Linked DNA regions of Mus musculus: region 1 is linked to region 2. Evidence: chromatin loops called from intact Hi-C (ENCODE). Cell type or tissue: left cerebral cortex. All regions are shown on one strand. Each heading gives the region's core, and the rest is flanking DNA. Links, peaks and the distances in the headings are about the cores only. Region 1 overlaps Nsun3 (NOL1/NOP2/Sun domain family member 3). Region 2 has its middle 64 kb from the start of Gm24164.

What was found. Hi-C counts contacts between places; a loop is a spot of excess contacts. Peaks named below come from ENCODE experiments on the same cell type or tissue, not always from the same donor. Only the 100,000 strongest peaks of a DNase experiment are listed, where the experiment ranks them.
Region 1: it touches region 2 in a loop (3-fold over the local background); 4 of 42 quality-filtered maps call a loop at or near these places.

Annotation. Positions count from the first base shown.
Region 1 is chr16:62,741,580-62,752,587 of GRCm38, reverse strand. All of the region lies in intron 5 of Nsun3 (NOL1/NOP2/Sun domain family member 3), which reads left to right. Among named protein-coding and RNA genes, the nearest start is that of Gm52231, 8.3 kb to the left of the region's middle. In left cerebral cortex, for the core only: a CTCF peak has its summit at 6,517 (motif pointing right); a DNase peak (open chromatin) is centred at 6,591.
Region 2 is chr16:62,501,570-62,512,577 of GRCm38, reverse strand. No RefSeq gene overlaps it. Among named protein-coding and RNA genes, the nearest start is that of Gm24164, 64 kb to the left of the region's middle. In left cerebral cortex, for the core only: a CTCF peak has its summit at 5,316 (motif pointing left); a DNase peak (open chromatin) is centred at 5,304.

The DNA of each region.
Region 1 (11,008 bases), core at 1,783-9,782, 240 kb before region 2:
TACCACATTCCACGTCCTGGCACTCCATAGGCTTCTTCAAACATGTGAGTCTATGGGGGCCATACCTAGCCACAGTATAATACAAAATACATTTAGGCCAACTTCCAAAGTTCCCATAGTCTATCATAGTCTCAAAAGTCTATCACAGTTTCAAAGTTCAACGTCTCTTCTGAGATTCATGCATTCTCTTAACTGTAATCCCCTGTGAAATGAAAATCAAAAGTAGATAACATAATTAAAATATCTCAGGATATACATTACCATTCCAGAACTTTATGGTGAGGAAATATTGGACCAAAGTAAGAACAGAAAGCAGCTGGGCAAACTCCATACTCTGTATCTCCATGTCTGAAGTTTAGTTCCTTTTAGCAATGATAAATGCAACACACTTCTATCTCTTGGGCTGGTTCCACTTCTGGTTAGCAGCTTTCCTCAGCAGTTATTCCATGGTTCTGGCATCTCTAACATCTTCGGGTATCCAAGACAACTTCAACATTACAGCTTCTTGTTCCAAAATCTGAGATCCACATATGATCTGGGTTCCTCCAAAAGGCTTGGGTCACTTTTCTAGCTCTGCCCTCTGTAGCAGTCTAGGCTCTAGTTGACTCCACTCCACTGCTGCTGCTTTACTTAGTGATCGTCCCATGGTAGTGGAATCTCCAATTTGCTGGGGTTTTCCACTGTAACTAGGCTTCACCAATAGCCTCTCATAGCCTCCCTTCATGGTGCCAAACCTCAACTTCTTTGCATGATCTTTTCAGTCCTAGACTGTCAACTTCAACTGAGGTTCACCTTTACCAATTGCCTTTCATGGCCTCTCACAATGCCAAGCCTCAGCTACTCTCCATGACCCCTTCATACTTTCAAAACTAGTACCATCTGAGTGATTCTTACATATTATCAAGTATAGTTGCCAGCAGGATGTATATTTCTGGGACACTGCTTCTTTTTTTTTTAATTAGGTATTTTCCTCATTTACATTTCCAATGCTATCACAAAAGTCCCCCATACCCTCCCACCAACTCCCCTACCCACCCACTCCCACCTTTTGGCCCTGGCATTCCCCTGTACTGGGGCATATAAAGTTTACAAGTCCAATGGGCCTCTCTTTCCAGTGATGGCCGACTAGGTCATCTTTTGATACATATGCAGCTAGAGTCAAGAGCTCCGGAGTACTGGTTAGTTCATATTGTTGTTCCACCTATAGGGTTGCAGATCCCTTTAGCTCCTTGGGTACTTTCTCTAGCTCCTCCATTGGGGGGCCATGTGATCCATCCAATAGCTGACTATGAGCATCCACTTCTGTGTTTGCTAGGCCCTGGCATAGTCTCACATGAGACAGCTATATCTGGGTCCTTTCAGCAAAATCTTGCTAGTGTATGCAATAGTGTCAGCGTTTGGAAGCTGATTATGGGATGGAACACTGGATATGGCAGTCTCTAGATGGTCCATTCTTTCGACACAGTTCCAAACTTTGTCTCTGTAATTCCTTCCATGGGTGTTTTGTTCCCAATTCTAAGAAGGGGCACAGTGTCCACACTTTGGTCTTCATTCTTCTTGAGTTTCATGCGTTTAGAAATTGTATCTTATATCTTGGGTATCCTAAGTTTCTGGGCTAATATCTACTTATCAATGAGTACATATTGTACAAGTTCCTTTGTGATTGGGTTACCTCACTCAGGATGATGCCCTCCAGGTCCATCCATTTGCCTAGGAATTTCATAAATTAATTCTTTTTAATAACTGAGTAGTACTCCATTGTGTAAATGTACCACATTTTCTGTATCCATTCCTCTGTTGAGGGGCATCTGGGTTCTTTCCAGCTTCTGGCTATTATAAATAAGGCTGCTATGAACATAGTGGAGCATGTGTCCTTCTTACCGGTTGGAACATCTTCTGGATATATGCCCAGGAGAGGTATTGCTGGATACTCCAGTAGTACTATGTGCAGTTTTCTGAGGAACTGCCAGACTGATTTCCAGAGTGGTTGTACAAGCTTGCAATCCCGCCAACAATGGAGGAATGTTCCTCTTTCTCCACATCCTCGCCAGCATCTGCTGTCACCTGAATTTTTGATCTTAGCCATTCTGTCTGGTGTGAGGTGGAATCTCAGGGTTGTTTTGATTTGCATTTCCCTGATGATTAAAGATGCTGAACATTTTTTCAGGTGCTTCTCTGCCATTTGGTATTCCTCAGGTGAGAATTCTTTGTTTAGCTCTGAGCCCCATTTTTTAATGGGGTTATTTGATTTTCTGAAGTCCACCTTCTTGAGTTCTTTATTTATATTGGATATTAGTTCCCTATCTGATTTAGGATAGGTAAAGATCCTTTCCCAATCTGTTGGTGGTCTTTTTGCCTTATTGACTGTGTCTCTTGCCTTGCAGAAGCTTTGCAGTTTCATGAGGTCCCATTTGTCAATTCTCGATCTTACAGCAGAAGCCATTGCTGTTCTATTAAGGACTATTTCCCTTGTACCCATATTTTCGAGGGTTTTCCCCACTTTCTCTGCAGTAAGTTTCAGTGTCTCTGGTTTTATGTGGAGTTTCTTAATCCACTTAGATTTGACCTTAGTACAAGGAGATAGGAATGGATCAATTCACATTCTTCTACATGATAACCGCCAGTTGTGCCAGCACCATTTGTAGAAGATGCTGTCTTATTTCCACTGGATGGTTTTTGCTCCCTTGTCGAAGATCAAATGACCATAGGTGTGTGGGTTCATTTCTGGGTCTTCAATTCTATTCCATTGGTCTACTTGTCTCACTATACCAGTACCATGCAGTTTTTAACACAATTGCTCTGTAGTACAGCTTTAGGTCAGGCATGGTGATTCCACCAGAGGTTCTTTTATCCTTGAGAAGAGTTTTTGCTATCCTAGGTTTTTTTTTATTCCAGATGAATTTGCAGATTGCTCTTTCTAATTTGTTGAAGAATTGAGTTGGAATTTTGATGGGGAGTGCATTGAATCTCTAGATTGCTTTTGGCAAGATAGCCATTTTTACAATGTTGATCCTGCCAATCCATGAGCATGGGAGATCTTTCCATCTTCTGAGATCTTCTTTAATTTCTTTCTTCAGAGACTTGAAGTTCTCATCATACAGAACTTTCACTTCTTTAGTTAGAGTCACGCCAAGGTATTTTATATTATTTGTGACTATTGAGAAGGGTATTGTTTCCCAAATTTCTTCCTCAGTCTGTTTATCCTTTGTGTAGAGGAAGGCCATTGACTTGTTTGAGTTAATTTTATATCCAGCTACTTTATTGAAGCTGTATATCAAGCTTAGTAGTTCTCTGGTGGAATTTTTAGGATCCCTTATATATACTATCATATCATCTGCAAAAAGTGATATGGTGAGAAGCTGGAAGCAATCCCACTAAAATCAGGGACTAGACAAGGTTGCCCACTTTCTCCCTACCTATTCAACATAGTACTTGAAGTCCTTGCCAGAGCAATTTGACAACAAAAGGAGATCAAGGGGATACAAATTGGAAAAGAGGAAGTCAAAATATCACTTTTTGCAGATGATATGATAGTATATATAAGTGACCCTAAAAATTCCACCACAGAACTCCTAAACCTGATAAACAGCTTTGGTGAAGTAGCTGGATATAAAATTAACTCAAACAAGTCAATGGCCTTTCTCTACACAAAGAATAAACAGGCTGAGAAAGAAATTAGGGAAACAACATCCTTCTCAATAGTCACAAATAATATAAAATATCTTGGCGTGACTCTAACTAAGGAAGTGAAAGATCTGTATGATAAGAACTTCAAGTCTCTGAAGAAAGAAATTAAAGAAGATCTCAGAAGATGGAAAGATCTCCCATGCTCATGGATTGGCAGGATCAACATTGTAAAAATGGCTATCTTGCCAAAAGCAATCTACAGATTCAATGCAATCCCCATCAAAATTCCTGTAATTCTTTAAGGGATTTTTGTGCTTCCTCTTTAAGATCTTCTACCTCTTTAGCAGTGTTCGCCTGTATTTGTTTGAGTTTGTTATGAAGGTCCTTCTTGATGTCCTCTACCATCATCATGAGATATGCTTTTAGATCCAGGTCTAGCTTTTCGGGTGTGTTGGGGTGCCCTGGACTGGGCAAGGTGGGAGTGCTGGGTTCTGGTGATGGTGAGTGGTCTTGGTTTCTGTTAGTAAGATTCTTACGTTTACCTTTCGACATCTGGTAATCTCTGTAGTTAGTTGATTTAGTTGTCTCTGTTTAGAGCTTGTTCCTCAGGTGATTCTGTTAGCCTCTATCAGCAGACCTAGGAGACTAGCTCTCTCCTAGTGTCAGTGGTCAGAGCACTCTCTGCAGGCAAGCTCTCCTCTTACAGGGGAGGTGCACAGATATCTGGCTTTAGGAACTCCCTTCTGGCCGAAGATGAACGCCCAAAACAGGACCCGTCCTGAAGCTGAGTTGCTTTGGCCTGTCCCAGAAGCTGTTAGCTTCTGTATTCTACACTCTCACCTGTGCAGAATACTCTCGGAGGAGTATTGGAACCAAGATGTCTGCTGCTGATGCTCAGGCCAAGAGCTCCCAGGCCAGGTGGACCACTATCCTCTGGCCGGGAAAGTGGCCAGATGTCTGGGGCCCAAAAAGGGGGCTGCCTTAGAAGCTCTGTGGCTCCCGCCTTCCCAGAAGCTGTTAGCTTCTGTATTCTACACTCTCACCTGTGCAGAATACTCTTGGCAGAGTCCCGGAACCAAGGTGTCTGCTGCCGATGCTCAGGCAAAGCGCTCCCGGGCCGGAGGTCACTGCTTCTTAGTGCTTTCAGAAAACATTTCCTGGAAGATTTCACCTTAGTGATGATAGTCTCTTCTTAATCACTGATAATTTCTTAGCAGTGATTTCTATCCAGCATCAACTGTCCCTTCTAATATTGAGTCTAAAGCCCGAGCCACATGGCCTAAGCTGCTGAGTTCTGATGCTTTCTGGGGTCAGAACATAGCACTCTTGTTCTGTTATATCCTTCATTGCATAGGCTTGGCTGTCCTAGAACTTGCTTTATAAAAGGCCTTGAACTCAGAGAACTGCTTGCATTTGTCTCCTGGGATTAAAGATGTATAACATCATTTCTGGACCCTTTAATGGTCACTTACACCTCAGGATCTAGATCAAAAGCCTGTATCTTCCAACCTCAAGATTTGGATCACAGGTGTGCCCTTCATTTCAGAATTGTAGTTCAGTTCAGAGTAAAAGTCCAAATGAGAACAATAACCAGGAATAATAATGCCTAACATGATATATCTGTCCTTTTTTCACCTGCAAATATATAAACAATTAGTTTAGCTGTGTGGGATCTTGCCCCAAGGTCACCACACCTTAATTTCATTTAACATCCTTGAACACTGGATTTAGCATCATTCCACCTTCTGGTCCCTCTTTACTCTTTGAACAATTTATTTTGTATTTTTTCTTTCTCATCTGGCTACACTTGATCCAAAGCTCTTCATAAGAGTAAACCATAGGGCATAATAGTCTAAATTAGGCTTTTTAAAGAGTTCCCTTGTCAGTGCAATTAATCTAAGTCTCTTAACCATAGCCTCAGGTTGACTCTTCAGACAAGAGCCACAATGTTCAAATACCACAAAACAGTCTCTAATCTACATTCTAACATTCTTTTGCTATGAATCCTCTTGAGCCAGACCTCCAGAGTTCAGATCACCCTCAGCATCACTGTTTCCCATGCTTCTGTTCTTATGGCCCAGTAAGCCCCACTTAAAGCATTCCACTGCTTTGTAAAGTCCCCAAATCCACATTCCTCCAATCAAAAGCATCATCAGGTCTATCACAGCAATACCCCAGTCTCAGGTACCAGCTTCTGTCTTAGGTAGTGTTTCATTGCTGTGAATAGCCACCATGACCAAGGCATCTCTTATAAAAGCAAATATTTAATTGGCTTACAGATTTAGAGGTTTAGTTCATTGTCATCATGGTAGAAAGCATGGCAGCATCCAGGCAGACATGGTGCTGGAGGTCATATGAATTCTATATCTTGATCAGAGTGAGGACTCTGTCTTCATAGGCAGCCAGGTGGAGGCTCTCAAAGTCCACCCCCATAGTGAGACACTTTCTCCACATGTACTTCAACAAGGCCACACCTCATAATAGTGCCACTTCCCTAAACAACTACAGGTGGATAAGCTTGCTAAGATTGTGTTCTCTCTGCTTAATTGAATATGTAAGTTTCATTTTTTCTTGCCCTTTGCTTATACTTATGTCCAGTGATTTGGTATAGTTGCTTTAATGCTGCAATGACAGTAGAAAGACATAAATAAATATGAAAAATAAACATATCAGTTATAGTATTTTTCAGTCAACATCTACATTTTCAAGAGCAATCTATGATCCTGTTACCTATGCATCAGAAATTGGAGGTGAAGCAGGATGTACATCTTACCATCCATTATAGTACAGTGATGACCTAAACGGAAGTCACTCAGCTCCTGGCAGGTCTTGAGGAATTAGGGAAAGAGGAACTAAAACCATTTTCTTTTTTACCTTCTTTAGTCAAAAGATGGCACTGTTGCTGTGCTGATTGCTTTTTGTTTTGTTTTGCTTTTCCCCTATAATGTGATTTTTTTTGGTCCCTTTTACATGCAGAAAACAGTTAAATGTACTGATATAATTAACAGTGACCCTCCCCACTGAATGCCAAGCTTTCTAATCAGGCAGTAGAAGAATAGACGAGAAAGAGGAATTTATAGCTTTTAAGTATTAGGTGGACTTAACAGTATTTACATATAGAACATTCTCAGAGACTGAGATTTGCCACAGGGAAGACAGGACAGGGCATCCTATGTCATGTGTTAAATCTTGGCTGAGTTTTCCATTGCTTTTCTATTGCTTTGCTTTTCTAGCTGTCAGGGTTCTAAGTCTTGCTTGCTTTCCTAGTTCATGAAATGTGTGTTGTCATGAAAGCATATGTTTTTTTCCTTCAAGGATTTAAATTCAGGTCACCTTTTGCTTTTCCTACTGTTCTCTGTAAAATCATGTGTTGGTAGGTGGAACTCTATGAGCCCAGCTAGTAACTTAATGATGAACTCTTGCGCTGAGAAGACGCACAGTCTCTTCTTGTTTTTGAGTCAGTGTCTCCAAGGGTTCGTGATGGTTGAAGCTGTTCTGTCAGTAGACTCTTGAAGGATGATAAGCCTCAATGAAAAGCAGAGAGTTTAATTTGGAAAGAAAAAGGGGATGACTTGACACTTGGCTTCATTTAGCACCTATAGGAAACGTTCTAGTGAATTGTTTGTTTGTTTGTTGTTTGTTTTTGTTGTTCAATTTTTTGTTTGCTTTTTAATTCACACAAATTAAAGCACTTTGATGTCAAAAGATGGAACCCTTGATAACTTGTAAAAACAAACAAAAATCTAGTTTTTCTAGGATGAAAAAACCCCAGGTGAGGATCATAGACTGCTTATTAGTAGATCGCCCTGTCCAATGATTCTTTAATTTGCGCACGTTGACTGGGGATTGAAGCAGGCCTCATGCATGCTGAGCAAGTGTTGTATTGCTGAGCCACATGCATCCACCCTTTCTGATGCCTTTCAAAATTAACAGTTCAATTGTTTGCTTATACAAAGTATGAATAAAATGCTCAGTGGATAGCTATGCGATTATTTGTAGCCATATTACAGATTCTATTTTATAAAACTTCAATGAAGTGTATTTCAATATAAGGCAGAAGCTCAAAATCTGATTCAACACATTTGAGGTATGATGTTGGTATTTCTAAAACTCAAGAGATTTGGATGGATGTTGAAAAAGAATACAGCCCATATTTAGGTGTACAGCTGCTTCTTCCTTGCAGCGTTTAGAGGGGCACTGTGTAATCTAACTGAACATGTTAACGCTCAGCAAAACATGGAAATAGTTACACCATATGCCAGAGGTCTTGACTGTAAATAGGTTTGTATGAGTTTATTACTTTTAGACTAAAGAAAAATTTAAAAACAAAAACCTATACATTTCTGTGCTTTTGGCTTTAGTGATAAAGTACAAGGGAGGAGACTCATTGGAGTATACTTTGTAAGCTTCCAAAGATACAGCAAAAGTTTTGTTACAGTAAGACCTCAGAATGTTCTCCTGTGTAATGCTTTCCACAGTAGGACTCTGTCTGCTTTTGTTTTTAGATGCTTCATTTGCTAGATGCTTAGGCATCAGATGCATTTCAGCTTTTCCTATCCGGCACTAAAAAGCAATCAAAGATTTGAAGAGAGCTAGATATTCTAGATCTGCTGTAAAGCACCAGGGCAAGTGAAATGCTGCCTGTGATTGAGTACCCATGCTTTCTCTCTCAGCAGTCTTTCTAAGGCATTTTCCGCTGCATTTTATCCCATTACCATTAACCATGAGTGGCTCTATTTACTGTAACATTGCTCTGAGGTAGAATTTTACTTTATATTTCAAATAGGGTTTAATAAGCCTGATGAACACTTCTATAGGAAGCTTCTGGAAGACTATAGATGCCTTAGGAAAATGAGAGAGATTATATTATGTGGCATTCTGCTTCTTTGAACAGGACTTCCCCAAATTTTGTTTTACTTGGACATTGTATATATAATATATATGTATGCATTACATATGTATATATACATATGTGCATGCGTGCGCGTGCACACACACACACCTCCCAGGATAGTGTGTCAGTTCTCATTTTAGAAATGGAGACTGTAACAGTTTTGAGTATTGCATAAACACCTTTGATTCTATTGTAGTTAGCGTGACACTATGGTGTCTTTTTCCTTCTTACTTTAGCTTGTAAGTAAGATTTTCAGTGGTGAATAATGTGTATTAATGCAACATTATGTGGGATAATTTTATGCATTATGATTAGTGGTTATTATACAGGTAAATAATGATACATTTGCCAAGATCTCATTAACCTAGAAAACTTAAGAGGTGTCGAGAATACAAGGCCATTCCTCATTTGGAGAAAGTTAACATGGTAGTTTAGTTTGCTTTCCTCTCAATAAAAACAGAAAACAATAACTACACACCACAGAAGCTCATGTCAAAAGAGGAATGGAAGGAGAAGCCTGTTAATTTCACTCAGGTCTTTTTGTTTGTTTGTTTTTAATCTGTTCTACCTTTGTCTTTTTATGCGCCCAACAAATGAATTATTCAACTCATTGGTCTTTAAGTGCTTTTGCATCCTAAAATTTACCTTTGTAGTGCATTTGTTAAGGTCTACCAAACTACACTGGTTAAGCCCTTACATGAGGGTTGCCTACCATGCAGGGCCTACTTATGCTTCATACATGCTGTCTGTTCCTAAAAACTGCTTATGCATATTTTCTTTTCTGTATTATATGCACATATAATATTGGGAAGGTCTTCATATCTAGACATCAGAGATGGAAATTATCAATAAGATAACACCCCTGTGGTATGAACAGTGATGACTAGTATCCTAACGCCAGAATATTGGAAAGGTATTTTAGATTTGACCAAACTATGATCCGGACATGCGATTGTCCTGTATATCTCAGTGGGCCAGAGTCACCACATAGGTCCTTGCAGATTTAAAGGGAGCATGGAGGTAGACTAGAGGCCATGATGACAACCTTCATTCAGGTTGGAATGACATCATCACCTGGCCAAGGCACATGGATGCTAAAAAACAAAACAAAAGAAAAGCAAGGATTTCTCATGCAGAGTTCCCAGGGGTAATGTAGCATAGAAACACACTGAATGGATTCATGAAGCCTCTTATAAACCGTGCGCTCCAGAGACCTCAAGGAGATTTGGCTCCAGTGCTTTAAGCCACTAATTGTGTTCTCATCTTACCAAAATGTTATTAGACTCATATTTATTTGTGATCATTTTCTACTGACTATGTAGATTATGCAGTAGGAGTACAATTTTTTTTTAAAAAAAATCCATTAGATACTCACTGTGCACAAGCTATATCCAGTGTTGAACATAGATATCTTTAAGCTCCCATTAAAAGGACTATTTTAGTCTTAATTTAAGCAGGTAACAAAGATAGTACTTAATCACGTAAGGGTGATTTTTTTCCCCTCTCATTAATGTTGCACAGAAGGACACAGAAGCCTAACCATTTACAAACAGTGTGTTCCTGGCTTGATGCAAGGTTAATTTCTATAGTGTTGTTGTATTGGATGATTCTTCTGTTTTGCTTTCATTCCAGCATCCATAATTTATCTTCTAAACTTAGACTGGCATAACTTTGCTGGCCACATTAATTTCTATAAAAAGTAATCATGGGGAATAACACAAAGACTTTTTTAAAAACATAAATTAATCTCAAAATCTTAGGCAGAACATTGGAGACTCCCATCAAATGCTCCTTTGCCATTTGCCACTGTTTGTCATTTCAGTCCCCCAACTCTATGTGTACAATACACTTACTCAGCAAAGGACTGCTGGGGAAATCTACAAAGTCCAGGTGCTAGGAAATATAGCTGTATGGGAGTTCAGGGCATAGGCTGTCTGGAGATTGAATTATCCCCTAACAATCAAATTGTGTACAAAACCTACTGATGACCGTGGGAAAATTAGATATTTATCCTGCTGGTAAATCTCTCCTATCATTTGCTATATCATTAAAACTAACCATATAGGTAAAAATCTAGAAATCTGATTAAGCGTTTAGTTAAACGTGCTCTATCCTCCTTCCTATGCTTTCAGAAGCAATGGCTTTCCAATATTTCTCTTCATAATTTATTCTCCAGGTCACTGAAAACATCTAAAGAACATCCCAGATGTCTAAATAATGTTTTTCTTTTAGAGCTTTTAGGCACTGACTACTAACCGGCTGCTGGTATTTATAGCACTTACATGACTGCCTTAGTTAGGGTTTTACTGCGGTGAACAGACACCATGACCAAGGCAACTCTGATAAGGACAACATTTAATTGAGGCTAGCTTATAGGTTCAGAGATTCAGTCCATTATTATCAAGGTGGGACATGGCAGCATGCAGGCACGCATGGTGAAAGAGGAGCTGAGAGTTCTGTATCTTCATCTGAAGGCTGCTAACAGAA
Region 2 (11,008 bases), core at 1,382-9,381:
CTACAATTAACAGATCCAAAGAAGCTAAATAACAAGGAGAGCACATGGGAGGGTGGGTGAATCTTTCTCAGAAGGGAAACAAAATAGATATGGGTGGAAGAAGGGATGGGGAGGGGAGCAGGGCAGGGGGAGGAGTGATTCTGAACAATAGTTTATTACATCTCTGAGATTTTGAGTAATTTTTAAAGCAGATGATCCACTTTTAATTTATCTAGCTTGTGCCAGAGGAAAGCTTTCAAATACCAATAGTGGGTTAACATTCATAGAGTTCATGGAAGTGGATTTGGGGACTAGAGATAGGGAATTTTTACAAGATGCTGATGATGTTTGCAGTAAAGTGTTCACCGATGCACTGTGAAGAATGTTCAGTTGACCCATCTGAAAAAAAATAATGAAATTGTTAGGTGTGCACTGCGTTATATTAACTTGGGTTGGTAGAGATAAAGAACTGATATACTTGCTAGTGTTTACTGACAGATATTAATTAACTGGGGTTGGCATAGATAAGGGTCTGATCTACTTGCTAGTGAAATGGGTGGAAACCATCTATAAAAATAGTTATTGAAAGCTTGGAAAGTTGATTGTTTTCTATATCTGAAACAACTGGAAATAAGACTTGATGCCAATTAGAATGAAGGGTTTAATGAGCAAAAGAAACTAATTTAAAATAATACCATTCCATATTAGAAATATGTTACATGGATAATTTAAACAATACGTTTGTACCAGAGAAGTAGCCTTGCTAAATAAGCCAGATTCTACAAGAACATTGCTATTTTTGGAGTGACCTATTGGCAAAATTTACAAATAAATATATCAGATCTGAGACATGGTTTTGTAAATAACTTAGTTATATTTACTACATATCATATTAATCAGAATAAGCAATTAAAAAACCCAATAAAAGCAATAAGCCAAGACCAAAATGTGTTGACTAAACCTTGGAAGAATAATTAGATCTTTACAAGAAGCAGAAAGTGAATTTCCCAAATTTCTGTCTCCAATGAGCAAAAACGGCAGAATTTTATTGAATATTTGAGTATGGATAAACCAACAATCCCAACTGATATGAGCAAGCACCAGAGGAATAATGAGAAGACCGTGTCCTTCCTAAAGAACAGGCTTGGCTATGTGATGTCTACTTGATGGGGTTTCAGAATTGCTTTGTATACCAACAACTATTCCATGTTTCCTCCTGCCCCTTCTCTGAATGAGAATGCTCATTGCAGTCACATGGTTTCCAATTCACCAACATGTACTCAGTGGAGGAAGCTAGATTTCTTTTCTCAATTTATTTGTCACTAGACTATATAGTGACACAAAGGTCACTGATCCAGACTTCAGGTCATTTTCAAAACAGGGCCAAGATTCCATGATCCTTAGAAGCCAGAGTCATAAATGAAACAAATCACCTAATTGTAAAAATAAAATAAAGGGGCAATTATTAACAATTTTTAAGTATTTCTCCAAATTCAACTGATCCCATGTTGTTTTGATGTTGCCTTCAATTAGAGGGTCTCTTAGGTTTAGGGGAAGGGGTGCAAAGAGGACCACTATAATGTCCAGCTTCTCCAATAGTCTTACACAAATGCCCAAGAATAGTCAGGTAAAAAAATGCCATGATAATAAAGACCAAAATCAGACTGACTCTGTGTCACCAGGATTTCTTGACCTTTAACCTGGCTGCTATGAATGTGTGGGACATCTGAAGTCTACATTGGGTAGATATATTTATGTATTCTATGTGGAAGATGTCAAGTCAAATAGAGGTCCTGCAGACAGTAGGATTGGAGCAGAGATAATGGTATCTTTAATTTCTTTTTCTTCTGGGATGTACTGATAGACGGTTTCGTAGTCAAACTGAAGTAGGTGGCTTCACTAGATTCTTGTGAATAAAATATAGGGAGAAGCGTGACATATGCTTCTAGGGCCAGTCCATAAAAATCAACCATGAACAGCCACTTACTCATTTCCTCCTTCAGGGCATCCTTGGAATTTATGTGTTTAAGTTGGCAGCATCATAAAACTGAAGGAGCCAAGTTCATGAAGCATAGCCTTTTGATCCCCAAACTGTTTTATTAGATAATAACAGAAACCACCTATATAGGACATTGTTGAGCTAAAACAGACATTTACAAGGATTATCCTATATGCAGTCAGTTATCTTGACTATTATCCCCAATGTTACAGCCTTGGTTTTGAAAATAAACACATTCTTGAACTGACTTTGTATTTTTATAATGCCTTCACCTCATCTCTTTATTTTGATCTGTGTTTTGATGTGTAATAATTCTTGTTTCTTTATATTGATTTCATACATTATTGAACATAATAAACAGTTCGCTAATTTTTATTTTTTGTTTGTTTGTAGTAAAAATCTTCAAAATTCTATTACGATTTCTCTGATCTCATTTTCCTACTGTGCCTTGACTGCAACTGTCTCCCTTTCTAGTAAATTTCAGTGTGACTTATTTTGTCATGTTCTCTTTGTCATTATTTTCCAAAAGAATCCTAATGAAGCTTTCATTTGCAAGGAGAACCCTCATATTGTGATGAAAGAGTGTATGAACACACCAGATGGCCATCTCTAGACTGGATATCTGCTCAACTGTTTGCTTGCTTTTCTGATTGTGGTTTTCAGTTTTATTCCACACTCTGACATGAAGTAAAAACCCTCCTCCACTTCTCATTTTAGACCTGCTAGGAATCTTTATTATTATGGCATTTTTTACCTGACTATTCTTAGGCATTTGTGTAAGACTATTGGAGAAGCTGGACATTATGGTGGGCCTCTTTGCACCCCTTCCCCTAAACCTAAGAGACCCTCTAATTGAAGGCAACATCAAAACAACATGGGATCAGTTGAATTTGGAGACATATTTAAAAATTGTTAATAATTGCCTCTTTATTTTATTTTTACAATTAGGTGATTTGTTTCATTTATGACTCTGGCTTCTAAGGATCATTGAATCTTGGCCCTGTGTTGAAAATGACCTGAAGTCTGGATCAGTGACCTTTGTGTACAGCTGCCAAACTGAAATCAACAGTTGAAATATTACATGGATTGCCAGGATGCCTCCTGGACTGAGGCCATTACTGCCAGCCAAAACCCATTTGGAATAGTAGATAGCGCTCAGACATTCATCCCAGCTGTGGCTTTAAGTCACTTATCCTGTATTTTGGGTGTCTGCTTTAACTTTTGTCTAGACCTGCCTCTCTTTGCTATGGAGCAGGAAAGGGAGAGGGCTTAAACACTAAGCCATTACTTACAAAATATATTAAAATAGAAGTAGCACATGATGAGTGTGTGAGCCCAAATTTGCAATACAATCTACAGCCATGTTCAATTCTCTAAGAAAGTCCAACAAAGAAGCACAGGTTACAACCCCATTAGTGAGAATAGCATTTGGGGGTGCAGTATTTCATATATACTGGGAAGTACTCTAAACATTTCACATTCAATACTGTATATACTTTCCTTTAAACAGGAAACTATTTGGCCACATTGGACATGGTCAAATGACATTTAATAATATATATTTGTCCTTTTCTTCAAATTCTTCCCAGATCTTCCACCAACTGAATTTCATATTCCTTCTCTTTCCCAAAACAACAGCAAAACACAAAAGCTAAACCCCCAAACAAACAAAGCAAAAAACAAAAAAGAGAGAACCACTGCCCCATACATACCAAAAATAGGCAACACCCCCACCCAAAAACCAAACCAAACCCAACACAGTAAAGATTAAGCCAATTCTGTGTTGGCCAGTTATTTTCAAGTATATAGCCACCCATGGGAGTGGTTAATATACAGTTTCACTCCATTAAAGTGACTGATTTTTTTTTGTCCCAATATTATCAATTGCAAACAGGTTCTTGATTGGGGATGAGACTTTGCACCTGCTTCCCTTGGTCTCTGCTAGGATTTTGTGTGGCTTGAATCTGTGCAGGTCTTAGACATGCTTCCAGAGTACCTGGGAGTCCATAGGTGCATCAGGTCTGTTCTGTCTGAAAGACAGTTTTCTTAGAATCATCCACCATATTTGGCCCTTACAACCTCTCTATCTCCTCTTCACTATAGATTCCTGAGCCTTGAGTCGAAAGGTATGTTACAGATGTGTTATTTATTGTTGAGTGCTCCATAGCTCCTCACTTCCTGAACATTGTCCAGTGGTCTCTGTGATAATTCCCATCTAGTGCAAGAAGAATCTTCGATGGTGAGTGTTCAGTGATCCATGGATCTGTGTCTCAGCTGTGGGATCCAGTAAAGGGCTGTTCAGCAGTAGGTGGGGAGTCTGAAAGGGATGGAGGTGAGATCGGGAGGAATGGCTTTGGATGGTGGCTAGGTAGAGTTAGGGACCTCTAGGCTCACATGAAGGTTGAGTCCCCACGGCTGAATCTCATTTCACATGTGGAAATTAACACCCAGAATGCTAAATAACTTAAACCCACTTTGTTGAATGATGAAGCAGCAATTCTAGCTGGGGCTATTTTGAATTGGAAGCTTTGACTGGCAAGCTTGTTCCCACACTGCAAACATTTCAGCCCCACAAACCTGAGAATAAATTAGTTCAGGTCCAGAAGTATGTGAACTTCCCAAGGTTACAGAGTCAATCAGTCATTTAGTCAGGCCCCTGGGTCCTACATTGAGATCCTGAATCCTTTTTTGCATGTTATAGCATGACATCGATTTCTAACACTTCTTAGGCACCCTGTATTCCACATAATTGATGAGCCATAATCCAGATAATTAAATGTTACAGATAGAAATCTGGAATTCATGTTTCGTTAGTGCTGTGTTCTTTAAAAATTGTTGCTCAGTTAAAAGGAGTAAGGTCCTATGTAACAGATAATTGCAGCATCTCCCCTGTTCTACTTTCCAGTTTTATTTTCAGGATCAATGAAATGCCATCAGTAAAGTACCTAATGTAGAACATTATGTATGATTTAGGTAACATTCAGGGTGCCCATGGCCCTGTTGTTCTTGTGCCTGAGATCATTGTTTGTTCTCAGCTGCCCACAGTGCGAAGGACCAACAACCGCAGGACATTTTCTCTCACCTAACCAAAGTGGCTCTTTCCTTCTCTGGTTGAGCAGTTAGTAGTTTTGAGTGTTGTGGTTGTTGGATTTCTATATTGTGGGTAGCAGAAAAAAAAAGTAAAGAAATGATCATAGTTGCAAAAACTGGGCAATAGAATGAGCCTTGCTAACATGCTTAATTGCTTCCTATACAAGGTTACTCTGAAGTGCTAGCTGGCTTTTCCCCCAAGATCCAACCACAAGTGCATTAGAAAACCACCTACACAGTGCCCTCTTGTGGTCTCCCTCTAGAGAGAGACTCTGCCTCTTGTCTGAATTCTGGGAAGCCAGCTATAAGTTGTCTTGAGAACAATTTCTATATGCTACAAAAGATTTTAGAATGAAGTTGAATGCTTCATAGTTCAGAAATCTCCTAGCATTTTTTTTTTGTATTTGAACTTTCACACCCTGAACTTGAGGTGCACTATTAAGAATAGAGAAGAAAGAAGACAACCTTCTTGAATTTCTTGTGGTGTATGACACACATTATGCTTCCTCTCATGAGAATATTCCAGAAAACTGGCCTGACCAGAGTCCTCTTCTTAGTCTTCCGAATAATTTATTTAATGCATGGTCAGCATTTTAGTGCTCTGTGTGAGACAACTGATTGAGTCAGGTCAATAGTTTTCATGTCATTCCCCATAGGAACTCAACATCAGCTTTCACAGGTGGTCAAGGTACAGTCAAGACTATCTGACTGATGCTGTGGGCATCATATCCCGTGTTACTACAGAATTCCATGCACACTGGCCTGATTTGGGGCTTGAATACAAGTTGGATCACCTGCTTTGTTCTTACTGAAATCCACACATTGCTTGCCAAATACTGGTATGATTTTAGAAGTGGAAGAAAAAACAACCCTGGCCTTTCTCAAAGCCACCTCTGCCCTCTTTGTTCCTTTTCATTACCAATTGTTTTTCTTTGTAGGTTTCTCTGAGTCTTTGTCTCTTTTCTTTATTTGAGGGGGCCATTTCCTATTTTGTCTCTTTATTTTTTATTTTTTTTTTTTTGGTTCTTTTAGTAAGTTTTGTTGGTGATCTACCAGAATCAGTTCCAGATCTGATGGATGATATCTATTTTCAGTTGCATTAAATTTCCAGATTTATCTGTTATTTCATCTTCAAATTGTATAACACCCAAATCAATCTTAACCACTTAAAAGCCAGCCTCTGGGAAATATATTTTAATATACAGTCTGTCTGTGGCACAAACTATTTCTTAGAGGCTTGACAGTTTTAGAAGACCCATTAAACATCTCTAGTCTGTGTGGCTATAATACACTGATTCTAGCCAGACACTGAGAAAAGCTGGTAGTTTTTAATTACTGGCATTTTTACTAGTTGGCACATCAGACAAAGGAAAAAAAAAAGGAAATGGGAAAAAGAAATCTGTGGTGGGCATACTGTTTCCAGTAGATGCTCTTCACTGCTTTCTAAATCACCATCCTTTAGGAAAGTCTCAGAATGCTGACCTGTTTACTTTATAAAGAATGGAAAGTAAGAAAGATGGGCCAGGCATCGTGTTACTTAAAGCCTGGACATGAAAGAACCCCAAGGTTGTCAAGCACTGATTTGAAAATGGTTCTGGGTTTTGTGGGTAAGGAGTGGGGTGTGAGGAGAGGGAGCCCATGGGTTCCAGAAATGTTTATCTTTAACTGCCTTTAATTCCCACATTTCTTATGGAGTTTCTTGTTCTTAGTACTATAGCAAAAATATCAGGGAGAAATCCCAAGGAAGGATTTAATATGGTCTCATAGGTGTATCAGTGACTTCCCTTGGCTCCACGGCATGATGCATGACAAAAGCAACAAAAGTGTCAGCTTTGGCTTTACAGGTCTAGGAGATAGAGGCCAGGAGAGTAGTGGGAGGCCGATGGTCATCTATTCTGTTTTCCAGAGTACAGAACTTACAGAATGAATCTCTCTATATAGAGAGGAGGTTTCTTAGAATGACTTACAACAACCACATGGTTACTCACAACCAGCTGCAATGTAATCTGACACCCTCTTCTGGCCTGTCTGAAGACAAGTACTGTGTACTCAGATACATAAAATAAATAAATAAATCTTTGTCGACACTGGTGGCACATGCCTTTAATCCCAGCACTTAGGAGGCAGAGGCAGGCGGATTTCTGAGTTTGAGGCCAGCCTGGTCTACAGAGTGAGTTCCAGGACAGCCAGGGCTACACAGAGAAACCCTGTCTTGAACTCGTTCCCCTCACCCCATCCCCCAAAAAAGATTTACTCCCTCAGTCCAGTTTCTTCATCAATGGCTGGCTCTGATAGAATATCTAAGAACCTAGGACTTGTTCAGTCCATGACACTAGTTGTCTCCGTTGGTCTTCAATTCCAAAAACATAAGCTCTTATGTCAGTGAAGGGATAGACTTGGTAACAAGGCTTGGAGGTCAAATGGGTAGGTGTCTTTCCATCTCAGGATCTGGATTAAAGGCATGTCTTTCTCTGTTACAGATTTGGATTTTAAGTGGATCATCCTACTTCACATTAAGCAAAAGTCCCCCACAGGTGTGTCCTACATTTTTTGGAATTCCAGTCAATTTTAGTTAATTTAGTTAATTCCAGATCCAAGTTGACATCCAAGGCTAACCATTCCAGGTGGCAGCCAGCACAACCTTCAAAGGTACACCCCAGGGAACCATTTCCTCCAGCTAGAATCTACTTGCCAAGTCTCTACCTGTGTCCTAAATAATACTACTGGCCAGAGACCATGTCTTCAACACATAAGCCTCTTTCATATTCAATTCATAACACACCTTAAGTCCTTGGCCCAGAGCCTTGAGATCAAAGTATCCCTCCTTTGATGGGAAATATATCTATGCCATTCTAGTTGGGATTTGAAATACCTTTTTCTTTCTCATGGGATCATTGTAACATGGAGCTGAAGTTTCATAGCACCGTTAAGACAGAAATTTGTGCTTCAGCCGCTCAGCTGACTCATTGTCCCTAGAGAAATGGCAAACAGAGTCTTAAGTACATAGCTCCCAACCTGAGTGCTTGGAGCACAGCTCATGTGGAAGCTAAACTGAAGCTCTATGCTTAGAAATATCATTGCATACACTAGCAAGATTTTATCGAAAGGACCCAGATGTAGTTGTCTCTTGTGAGACTATGCCGGGGCCTAGCAAACACAGAAGTGGATGCTCACAGTCAGCTAATGGATGGATCACAGGGCTCCCAATGGAGGATCTAGAGAAAGTAGCCAAGGAGCTAAAGGGATCTGCAACCCTATAGGTGGAACAACATTATGAACTAACCAGTACCCCGGAGCTCTTGACTCTAGCTGCATATGTATCAAAAGATGGCCTAGTCGGCCATCACTGGAAAGAGAGGCCCATTGGACACGCAAACTTTATATGCCCCAGTACAGGGGAATGCCAGGGCCAAAAAGGGGGAGTGGGTGGGTAGGGGAGTGGGGGTGGGTGGGCATGGGGGACTTTTGGTATAGCATTGGAAATGTAAATGAGCTAAATACCTAATAAAAAATGGAAAAAAAAAAGAAATATCAACAGAATGTTTACTATCTTCTCTCTCTCAGCTTTCCAGGAAACAGTGAACATTTTTGACAACCCTAGCTGAAGCCAGCAGGAAGCCAGCAGGCATTGCTGCTGAACTTTTGAACTCTGAAAGTGCATCTATTTTCTTAGTTCAGTTTGTTGATTCTTCTTTGATCTCATCTTATTAGAAAGATAATGCCCTAACATTTTAGCATATTTAAAGTAAACTGTTCTCCACAATCCTCCAGGGAGCTCAGCTTAACTTTCGCCTTTTCCCAATCTCTAAAGCTCTTTACGCTGCTGTGTACTCACCTCCATGGAAATTGTCTGTTAAATAATTCTCCCTAACAGGGAATTTACTTTTCTGAGTACACTTCAGGCGGAAGTATTTATATTTCATCTCACCCTTCGAGCGCGAATTCTGTGAGTGTCTTTGAAAGCTTACTCATAAAGCTAACGGAACAAAAGACACACAGAGTGGTGAGAATCTGGGTGATGACTGAGAGGTCCACTGAGGCAGGCTTCTGTACAGATGGGTCTCAAGTTTAGATTGTTGTTATCTTCAAAGGAGAAAACAACATGGAGTGATACACTTACAGAGTTAAAAGATGGCCATCTAGTCAGTGTGGTGGCGCATTCTTATAAGGCAATACGACCAGCCATTCAAGGCTACATAGAGAGCAGGAGGCTGCTCAGTGACCCTGTCTGAAAAGAGAAGGAAAATGATCATGCACAGTAAACATTTTACTTCCAAACCATCTCAGTGTAGCACATTCGGATTTTTTTTGTTTAAATACATGCAGCACACCAGAAGTCAATTAGTTGGTACCACACTATGAATTATGGTAATACATTAATTGATAATCATTTTAAAAAATATTAATTTAAGAAAGCCTTCCTGCTGATCACAGTCAGCTATTGGATGGAACACAGGGCCCCCAATGGAGGAGCTAGAGAAAGTACCCAAGGAGCTAAAGGGATCTGCAAACCTATAGGTGGGACAACAATATGAACTAACGAGTACCCCCCGGAGCTCATGTCTCTAGCTGCATATGTATCAGAAGATGGCCTAGTTGGCCATCAGTGGAAAGAGAGGCCCATTGGTCGTGCAAACTTTATATGCCTAAGTACAGGGAAATGCCAGGACCAAGAAGTTGGGGGGGGGGGGAGAGTGGGGGGAGGGCATAGGGACTTTTGGGATAGCATTGGAAATGTAAATGAAGAAAATACCTAATTAAAAACAGGAAAAAACATAAAAAAGAAAGCCTTCCTGCAATTATCTTGTCAATATCAAAACACATTAACTTTATTTTTGCTTTTCAGTTATAAATTTGATGAGGCAGACATTTAAAAAATAGCCATATCAGGGAGAGTTATTGGCATCTTTGAAGCCCTTTCTCACCTTTGTCTTCCAAATGTGATACAAATTTTCTTGTATCTCTATTTCTTTCTATTAAAACTGTATGTATGTATGTATGTATGTATGTATGTATGTATGTATGTATTTGTGTGCCACGGAACAGGTATGGAAGTCAGATGACAACTTGTGGGAATCAGTTCTCTCTACCATTTGGATTCCAAGACTTGACCTATGGTCACAAAGCTTGATGGCAAATGCCTTTACCCTCTGAGCTATCTTGCCAGCTTAGGCTATTCTTCTCTTACCTACTCACTTTATCTTCATCCAGAAATGGTACTAATTGCCTTATACCAGTCAATATGTTTTATCCTGGAAGTCACTGTCACTGACCAAGGGATGCACATGAGCTACATGGCCCAGCTTGACTGAGTTGAGAGTTCTTTTATTCATTCTCTGATTAGATTTAAAAGAGGAAGTGGTTACCTTAGACCATGAGAAGAATGAACCATAAGACAGCTTTAGATTTCCCAGGAGCTGGAATCCTCGATCACACATTCCCAGAATTGCCAAATGTGAGCCAGATGTTTCTGAGGACCTTCTGTGGGTGTGGTTAACAATTCCTTGCACGTTGAAACCAGATTTTTAGAAAAGTATTTATGTGTTGCATATCTCATTCATGTTGAAAGAGTCTCCTAAATACAAGTAAATTCTCAACCATTGTCTCCCGTCTAGATACTCGTGGTAGAAGCTATGGATACTACTCAAATCTCACAATGCATGCGACAGCTAGCCCATGACACCTCTAACAAAGGATGCTCCACTCTGGGTATTCACTACACCAAACTGAAAAAAAAATGCTGTTGTACCTCAGGTGCTAACAAAGAAATACATATTGTAGATGGTGCCTCCTTCTGACTCTTTTAATCAGTTTTCCTCAGTATTTTCTCTCGATTCCTTACATGTGGAAGGGGCCCTGAATTTTGGCAAGCTTTCTCATTCATCTTTGCCTTTGCTAGAAGAGTTTATAAATGTTGTCATTAGCCTCTTATTTTTAAAT